Regions from separate parts of the Mus musculus genome. Here region 2 is linked to region 1. A link is a contact called in ENCODE POLR2A ChIA-PET data. All regions are on one chromosome and are shown on one strand. Each heading gives the region's core, a stretch centred on a gene start or an enhancer-like site at or near the end of the contact. The rest is flanking DNA. Distances are from core to core; before and after follow the strand shown. Region 1 holds the start of Tpm4 (tropomyosin 4). Region 2 holds the start of Fam32a (family with sequence similarity 32, member A).

Region 1 (4,625 bases), core at 1,439-3,938:
GCACTTGAGCATGAGTGTACACACTCACACACTTAAAAAAAATTCAAAACCCCTCAAACACCTTTATAGCCTATGATTCATGTCCAGTAGAGTCAAATCTGATTCACACTGAGAGAGTTCCCATGCTTGGCATACAGTAGGTGCCCCATAAATACTCCACTCTACAGGTCCAGAAGGAAGACAAATGGGTGAAGGCCAGTCTTGGTCTTTGAGGTGTCTTTAAGGGAACTGACTGACTCTCTTAGTCAAAGACAGCTACCTGCCCTAAAGTGTTCAAAGTTCACCAGATCAAGGTATTCATAGGGAAACTAAGGCCAGAAAAGTGACGGGGGGGGGGGTTACATATCTGGGGCTGGGAGCAAGACTCCAGGCTCTCTGTCTAGAGGTCAAGGCCCTCCCTTTAGCCTGAAGTGCTAGGAATGATATGATGGGCCCAGTCACATCCATCATAGTGGCAGACTGGGACCAGGTCCAGAGTGGCCTTGGAGATGTCAGATAAGCCAGCTGGAACAGCTGTCTGCTGGCTCATCTAAGCCTGGTTCTACCATCTAGAGGGTGGGCTCTAACTCCTATCCACTAAAGAGTGTCTGCCTTGTGCCTGCTTCCCATCAGCCCAGAGCCTCAGGACTTCCCAGGTGGCACCTCTGACAAGCTCTCCCTGTGGGAGGAAAGAAAACAACTTTAATCCAGGGTCAAGAGGCAAAGGCAGCAGATGTCTGTGAATTTAGAGCCATCCTGATCTATACAGTGAGAAGCAGTGTCAAGAAAAAGAGGGGGAGCAGAAGTGGACACTTGCATGTTCTCACACACACACACACACACGCACACGCACACACACCCGCCCCACACACACACTCACAAGTGTGCAGACACACATATATAGCTGGTTATCATCGTAATACTTACTGTCCACAGAGATCTGAGTATTGGTGTGAGCATGGAGTCCCTATCAAATTTATTTTAAGAACTGGGGGGTTGGGGGAAGTGGTGAGTGGACGGGTGTTAATCTACAGAAAGGCAACCACCCTCAGTGTTTCCTGCTGAGGAAGGACAGGAAGCTTGGCCTGGAGTACTGGGGGGTGGAGGGGAGTCCTGCTCTAGACCACATACAGCATCAGGGATAGAAGGAGATACAGAGATCCTGTGGAGTTGACACAAGAGTGACCCTAGCAGCTAGGAGGTGTCACATGGCTGAGTGGTTCTCAGAGAGGTTGATGGGATGCCTAAAACAGGAATTGTGGGGGACAGACTCTCAGAACAAACAGCACTAGATTCTGGGGAAGGTTAAAGGACACATTAATTAAAACAGATGCATGCCAGGCGGTGGTGGCACACGCCTTTAATCCCAGCACTTGGGAGGCAGAGGCAGGCGGATTTCCGAGTTCGAGGCCAGCCTGGTCTACAGAGTTCCAGGACAGCCAGGGCTACACAGAGAAACCCTGTCTCAAAAACAAAAACAAAAACAAACAAACAAAAAAACAGATGCCTAACAAATGTGCAAAAGTTAGAGGAGTGAAAATTTGATCTTAGAGGGGAATTGGTCCCTGAGAGTGGGTCTCTTCCAGGACAGACCTGAAAGCCAGGTGTGGGAGCCAGATTGGAGTGGGAGCAGGATGTGGGGCTCTTGAGGGTAAGTTTCTCAGCAGGGGAAAGGGCTTGCACACTGGTCAGAAAGTTTCTGCCTACAAAACTGGGAGTTTCTATAGGCTCCACTTTGCTTAAACAGAGATCACCTGAGAGCTGCATTCAGAAAGTGAGAATGCAAAATCCAATTTGTAGTGTTTCAAACTAAAGCTATGACTTCCTCAAGAGAGTGGGGACTCTTATGAGTCCAAGAATGGCCAGTCCTTAGGTCAAGAGTAAAATCCCTCTGTATTCAGTAATGCACACTTACCGCTCTGTGTATGTGGAGGGAGTATTTTATATTTTATGTGAGGGTGTTTTGCATGCATGCATGCCTATGCTAAGGGGTCATGGAAGCAGAGAATGTTGGCTCCCCTGGAACAGGAGCTGGGAATCAACCTGAGTCCTCTGTACAAGACCTTGTCTATATACACTTTTTACTTTCACAAACTTGTGTCCTCTGAATGAGACCTTCTTTATATAAACCTTTTACTTTCTACATTAATGTGGGCGCATGTGTGAGATTAATGGACTCTGGGCATTAGGCTTGGTGGCAAGCACCTCTACCCATGGAGCCATCTCATCAGCTCATAAAGACTTTGTTCATTTGCAGGGCCTTAAACTCCCAGTCCTTCTGCCTCAGCCTCCCAAACTCCGGGCAATGGACCATTAGGCTGACTCATTATCTTCTGTGTCCCCAGGTGAAAGAGCAGCTGACGTAGTTCCAGAAGAAACTGAAATGCGTGGAGGACGAACTGGACAGGCACTCCGAGGACCTGACAGACTTAAAGAAGACTCTAAAGCAGACGGAGAATAAAGGCTCCCAGGTAAGTGCGCGGCCGCTGGGCCAGGCGGGGCGGGCAGTGAGGGAGGACGAGGAGCCCACAGGGCAAAGGCGGCTAGCTGCACCGACGTCAGCCACCCCCTCCCACCCACCCCCCGCCCGGTGCTGACGTCGCGGCCGGCCCGGGTGACCTCATGGGCCTGACAGCAGGGCCGGGGGGCGGGGAGAGGCGGGGGCGGCCCCGGCGTGGCCAAGGCTGGCGGGCCCGGGCGCGGCCGCCCAGCTGTCGCCGGAGCCCAGCAGAACGATTGAGCTATGGCCGGCCTCAACTCACTGGAGGCAGTGAAGCGCAAGATCCAGGCCCTGCAGCAGCAGGCAGACGACGCAGAGGATCGCGCGCAAGGCCTGCAGCGCGAACTGGATGGCGAGCGCGAGCGGCGCGAGAAAGTGAGAGACCAGGACCCGCGCCGTCCGCGACCCCCGCCCGATCCCACTTTTCGTCCCGCGCGCTTCCGGGCCCGCAGTGCTCCCTGGCGCCCTCTTTTCTTCCCAGCTCCGCATGCTTCTAGCTCCCCCTTCCTCCGTCTCCCCTCCGCCTTGATCATCCATACCCTTGGATCCTGGAGCCCCGTACGCTGGCGGGGCAGGAACTGGGAGGTTGCGGGGGGGACAGTCCTGCGCGGGGCACTCCGGAGTAGTGGGGCAAATACCGCGCTCCCATTGTCTGCGGCTGACCAAGGTGGGGGCGGGGGCGGTGCGCGCTTTTGCTTCTTCGCGCCCGAACTTTCCCGGCACGTCCTTAGGGTGCGGCCGCGACACGTCCGCTGAGGGCGGGGTGGGGACAGGAGAATTTGGACGCTGGCCTGCAGGACACCCACCACCACCACCATCACCCTGTGTCCCCCTAGCCCCAGGTAATATCCACTAGGGGGCCTGCCCGACGCCGGAGCGCCCACTGTATGCGCCTTCCCTGAGAGTTCAGGGACCGGGGTGCATGAATAGTTCGGAAAGAGGAAAGGCCTCCGCGCCTCCTCTTCATCCCTGGGTCAAGCCCGGGGCCAGAGATGGGTCTGGGTTCTAAGCCCAGCTCTGGCACCCACAAAGCGTTCGATTCGTGTCTCCCAAAAGTCTGCTACAGGTGGGTAGAAAGAAAAGACTAGGGAGAGGCATTCCAGACGTTTCCGGGGCAAGGAGAGCCCCTTGCCTGAGTAGTAGGGCGGTGTTTGCTAGCGAAGGAGACTCACAGACAAGGGAAGAAGTGTTGTGTGATTGCCCAGGTCTCCTGAAGCCGTAGTGTGGGAACTCAGGGCGGGGACCCTAGAAACTGAAAGGCTAGGTGGAGTTGGCAGTGCAGGTACCGCCTGGACTCCTCCCAAGACTGCCTGGGCGACAGCCTGGCCTGGGTAGAAGCCTTGAATCCCTCAAGGACCGCTCGGGCTGGAGAAAGCCTCAGAACCGGGCGGAAGCTCTGCACAGTAGCTGTTACGGCTTCTCATACGCCCGTCCCACCCTAGACATCTCCAAAATGGCCTCGAGACTCCAGCCAAGCCAGGAATTTGGCGGCCCAAGGGTGGAGTGCGGGGGATGCCTTTTGGAAAACTCTGAGCTGCTTTAAAAGTTCATGTGGGAAAGCATGCTTCTTTTGGTTGTAGAAAGACATCTCAAGTTGATTCCGGGCCAGAAACACCCAGACTAGAAATGGGGTTGGGGTGTGTGTAGCTGATTTCTGGGCTTGTGTCCCAACAGCTGGTTTCATTTAGATTTTTGTGTGATTAACCGACGTCTTCCTGTTGCTTGGCCACAAGTATCTAGCAAGCCTCTTTTACCTTATAAGGGAAACCCTTTGTAGCCGGTGGAAGGCTTTGATTGCAGGAAGGGGCGGAGCTCAAGATGACTTAGGATGTGTGTGTGTGTGTGTGTGTGTGTGTGTGTGAATGAATGCATGGATGTGAACTAGAGCTCTTTCTGTTTTAAACAGTTGAAAATATGCCAAGATCAAAGTGTGCCTCTTCAGTCTAAGTTCTTTTCCTTTTCTTTGAGACAACTCATGAATGTGGAAACTCAATGTGACTGTGAAAGTGATTACTATGTTGGGTGTGGCCTTGAGCCCCCTGCAGCCCAGGCTACTTAGAGGCTGTGGGGTTGTCATTGAATGGTGGGATACTTGCTTAGTATGCACAAAGTCCTGGGTCCCTTCTGCAGGACTGGGTGAACTGGA
Region 2 (4,655 bases), core at 1,061-3,560, 84 kb after region 1:
TTTGTAACTCCAGTTCCAGGGCATCCAACACCCTGTTTTGGCCTCCTTGGGTATCAGGCATACACATGGTGCACTTAGATACACGCAAGCAAAACACTCATACACAACATATATATGTTTTATATATAAAACCATAGAACACACGCACAGAGACACTCTTAAAGCCAGAAAGAAAGTCTTTATTGTTGGCCAGAGGCTGCCTGGTGAACTTCCCATGTTGTGCATCCCCAAGGCTCACAGTTCTTTGTATTTAATGCACAAAAATCACGTCCTGGTTGAGATACTTTAGTTAGCAATAATAGCAAGAAGCAGAAGTGAAAGGCAAGGTTAGTATATTTAGGGACTTTCCTGGATTCTGGAACTATGGACTAGATTTTTGATGGATTAGATCTTTGTTCCCATTTTTGCAGGTTTTGGTCCTGGGTTTTAAGGTCAGAATGGTGCTCTCAATGTGGTTCTGGAGTCTGATTTTATATATATTTAGCCATGGAAGCTAGGGTGGTTCCCAAGCTATGGTCCAGCTAGAGTCCGACAATTCAATAATTGTTTACTCCACAATGCTAAATGTCTTGGCTGGTCTTCAGTATATGCTGGAATCCCAAAGAAGCAGGCTCTAATGTCAGTGAAAGTACAGAATGCACTATAAAAAGCTAGGGCAAACATGCATCAGCTGCCAGAAAAAAGTGTGTCCCAAATTAAAAGTGGATTTTTCCATCTCAAATGATCTGGATTAAAATTGGATCTTCCCATTTTAAATGATTTACTTAGAAAAAAATCAACACTTTTATTGAGTTTTATTTAATTCAAGATGTAGTCAAGCTGTAAACCAAGAATAGCCATCAGATATAGAATAATAAGTGAGCCTGGTGTAGTGGCTCAGGCTTAACATCCAGAACTAAGGGAGTCACAAGCTTCGGGGCTGTGTAAGGAGAGCCTCGCACACAGAGAGAGCCTCTCACAGAACAGCAGTAGGGGCCTGATTCCCTGGACACACAGTGGAAGGAGCAAAGCAGCTCCCACAGTTGTGCTCTGACCTCTACTTGCTCTACACAGCACACAAATAAATAAATGTAACCTCCCCACTCCCCAAAATTGCTATAGAAAAAAAAAAATCCCAGCACATCTGTGATCCCAGTAGTTGGGAAGTAAGGTTGCTGGGCATGGTGGCACGCACCTTTAAACTCAGCCCTTGGGAGGCAGAGGCAGGTGGATATCCCTGAATTCACAACAGCATAGCCTACATAAGGAGTACAAGGACAGCCAAGGCTACACAGTGAGACCCTGTCTCAAAACAAACAAACAACCAAAAAGACAGTTTAATCATCTGCTACATAGCAAGCCTGTCCTCTATAAAACATCAACAAGACAAGCTAGGGCAGTGGCACACACCTGCAGTTCCAGTTTTCTGCATGCTCAGTCAGAACTGCAGCAAGCTAGAGGTCAGAGCAGTCTACACAGCAAATTCCACGTTTATCAGACTCATTTAGTGTCATGACACTTCTGCCCTCAAACTCACAGAAAAATAATTGTGACCATTGAGATGACTCAGCAGACAAAGGATCTTCGTCTATAAATATGACCACATCAGTCTGATTCCCAGGAACCCACAGCATAAGGCCTGAGAGTACTGCAAAGTGTCCTCTGTACTCCACGTGTGCTCTGGCACGTGTGTACACACACTCACATACACGTATACAGGTAACTAACTTTTAATGTAATTTTAAAGATTTATTCTTTCTTTTTTTTTTTAAGATTTATTTATTATTATATGTAAGTACATTGTAGCTGTCTTCAGACACACCAGAAGAGGGAGTCAGATCTTGTTACGGATGGTTGTGAGCCACCATGTGGTTGCTGGGATTTGAACTCTGGACCTTCGGAAGAGCAGTCGGGTGCTCTTACCCACTGAGCCATCTCACCAGCCCCAGATTTATTCTTTCTTATTACTTATTTCGAGACACAGTCTTTAGTTCTGGCTGACCTGAAGTCACTACATAAAACACGCTGAATCCAGAGATCCAGAGATCCTCCTGTCTCTGTCTCTGGAGTTCTGGGTAATTGTAATTTTCTAAATTGGAAAAAAAGTAATTAAGTAAATAATGCCACAAAGCAAAAGTGGATGCCCATAAAGTCAGAAATGGACGCCCAAATACGAAGTGTGTCTTTAGGCGAGCTATGTTGTTGGACAGTTGCCAAGACTACCCGAGACCGGAAGTGTGCACTTACTCTGAACCCTGAGGACGCGTGCGTCCTAGCTGACCAATCAGAAGGAAGCGAGGAGGGTTTCGGCCGGAAGTACTGTATGCAAACAGGAAGTGTGGCGGAGTTCCCGGGGCACGGCTTGCGAGCGCTATGGAGGCCTACGAGCAAGTCCAGAAGGGCCCCCTGAAGCTGAAAGGCGTGGCAGAGCTCGGCGTGACAAAGCGGTGAGGCCCGGGAGCCCGCGGTCTGTCCCTGAGGGCCGACCCCCAGCTCCGGCCCCTCTTACCGTCCCCCTCTCTCTCAGGAAGAAGAAGAAGAAAGACAAAGACAAGGCCAAGATGCTGGAGGCCATGGGGACGAGCAAGAAGAGCGAGGAGGAGAAAAGGCGCTGCCTGGACAAGCGCACGCCGGCGCAGGCAGCCTTCGAAAAGATGCAGGAGAAGCGGGTGAGGCAGGGGCAGAACAGGCCGGCTCCAACTGCCCGTGTAGCCCAGGCCTTCTCCCAACTCCTGGTAGCCTGGTAGCCCTGCCTAAAGTGGTCTTCTTGTGAACTGGGAAGACAGATGTCATCAGCTCTTAATGCTAGCCAAGTTCATTGTTCTTAAGTTACCACAAAGTCTGTTTCCATGACAACTCGCTTTCCTAGCTTCAAATGTACTTTTGTTATTTGAAGGTTGTGTGTGTGTGTGGATGGAACCCAGGCTCTTCTGTAACTCTCTATGTAGGCTGCAGTTGGCCCTGAACTACTGCCTCAGCTTTTTAGTTCCTGGAGAGGCTAGCATGGCCCACAAGGCCATACTAGTTATTTTGGGTGTTTGTTTGTTTGTTTAGTTTGCTTTGAGACAGGTTTCTTTATGTAGCCTTGGTTGTCCTGGCACTATCTCTGTAGACTTGAACTTCTAGGATGCAGTGTTACAATGTGATATCCCTGTTGAGAAAACCCAGGAAGGCACCTTCTCCATCTAACAAAGGGCATCAATTATGTATTGGAACTCCCACAGAGTTTCTGGGATGTGTGGGTCACCTTGCTGTCTCCCAGCCAATTGTGTTCTCTGGTCTGGTATAGCCTGTACTTCAGTGGAGTGTTTTGTTTTGTTTTTTTGCCTCTGCAATTGAATAACGACATGGGCTGGCTGGCTACGGTCTTGTGGCCCTTCTGGGCACCCTAATTGGACAACTTGATACAAACTAGAGTCCCCTAGGGTCTGCCACCCCTTCCTGCTGTCGTTGGTAGCTCTGGTCCTGAGTGGAAGACTTTATTTATTATGTATGCAGTGTTCTGCCTGCATATATGCCTGCAAACCAGAAGAGGGCACCAGGCCTCATTATAGATGGTTGTGAGCCACCATGTGGGCTGGGACTTGAACTCAGGACCTCTAAGAGAGCAGTCAGTGCTCTTAACCTCTGAGCCATCTCTCCAGCCCTGGGTGGAAGACCGTTGGAAATTTTTATTTATGTGTATGAGTGTGTTGTCTTCTTGTGCTGTGCTGCCAGAGGGGGAGCCGAAGGCAATGCAGCTTGGACTGTTGGAGCACACGCTCAGGCATGGTGCCTCCTCAGGCTCCTTTGGGGTACTATGAGACCTGTAGTGGGGTATGTGAGATAGGCTGGGTAGAGATGGGGGTACTGCCAACCTGGTTCACTGGTATAGCCTGTCTTCTACAGGACTTCAACGGACACCTGTACACACTCACTGACCACTGTGACATTCCCATAGGGTGTAGTAGGTGTGGAAGGGTGTCATTACAGAAAATTGTGAGCCACCATTTAGTGCTGGCTCTGAGCTGAACTCAAGATCTTTAGCCCCCAGTGTTTGGGTTTTGAACCATGTAACAGCAAAGGAAAACTGAGTGTGAAGCATGCTCACTTCCATTTATCTCTGTTCTTGACTGAGTTGTGGCCCTTCAGTCTCTGCCTTCACTTTCCCTCTTTATGGACTGTAAGGTGAAATAGCCAGCCAGATAGGCGGGTATGTTGTCATAGCAACAGAAATGCGAGCTGGAGCACTGAGCATGCACTCGGGTTCTGCCCTTCCTACCTGGAGTCTCTTACTCCAGAGAGGAGTCTGCTTGTGTGGGACGTGGCTCCAGGCCTCTCAAAGCCAGTTTCCAGCTTTTGGCAGGATCTGCCCATGAGGAATACTGGGGTTGTAGGGAGACTAAGCAGGGTCCCTCCCAAATATAGCAGCTGCTTTGGGCATCAATGAGCTATGGCTCCCTACCCCCATCTGTGCAGCTCCAGCCTGGGCTGTGTCAGTCATGGGGACTCACCCTGGTCTCTTCTCTCTCCAGCAAATGGAAAGAATCCTGAAGAAGGCATCAAAAACCCACAAACAGAGAGTGGAGGTGAGCCCTGCACCTGTCAGCAGACTGAGCCATGGGGGGGTAGCCAGAGCCCAGACAGTGCAGCTTGGACTGTTGGAGCCCACCCTCAGGCATGGCTTGTTTTGGGTG

The links. ChIA-PET counts read pairs that join two places held with the same protein, here RNA polymerase II (POLR2A).
Region 2: POLR2A ChIA-PET joins it to region 1 with 26 read pairs in Patski. The contact joins the promoter of Fam32a here to the promoter of Tpm4 in region 1. POLR2A ChIA-PET finds 5 or more read pairs at or near these places in 2 of 5 experiments (Patski and embryonic stem cell).

What each region holds. Positions count from the first base shown.
Region 1 is chr8:72,132,600-72,137,224 of GRCm38, forward strand. It overlaps Tpm4 (tropomyosin 4), which reads left to right and starts at 2,689. Exons shown (of 8, transcript NM_001001491.2): 1 at 2,689-2,854. The coding sequence starts at 2,723.
Region 2 is chr8:72,217,435-72,222,089 of GRCm38, forward strand. Fam32a (family with sequence similarity 32, member A) reads left to right here and starts at 2,311. Exons shown (of 4, transcript NM_026455.5): 1 at 2,311-2,426; 2 at 2,507-2,648; 3 at 4,494-4,547. The coding sequence starts at 2,353.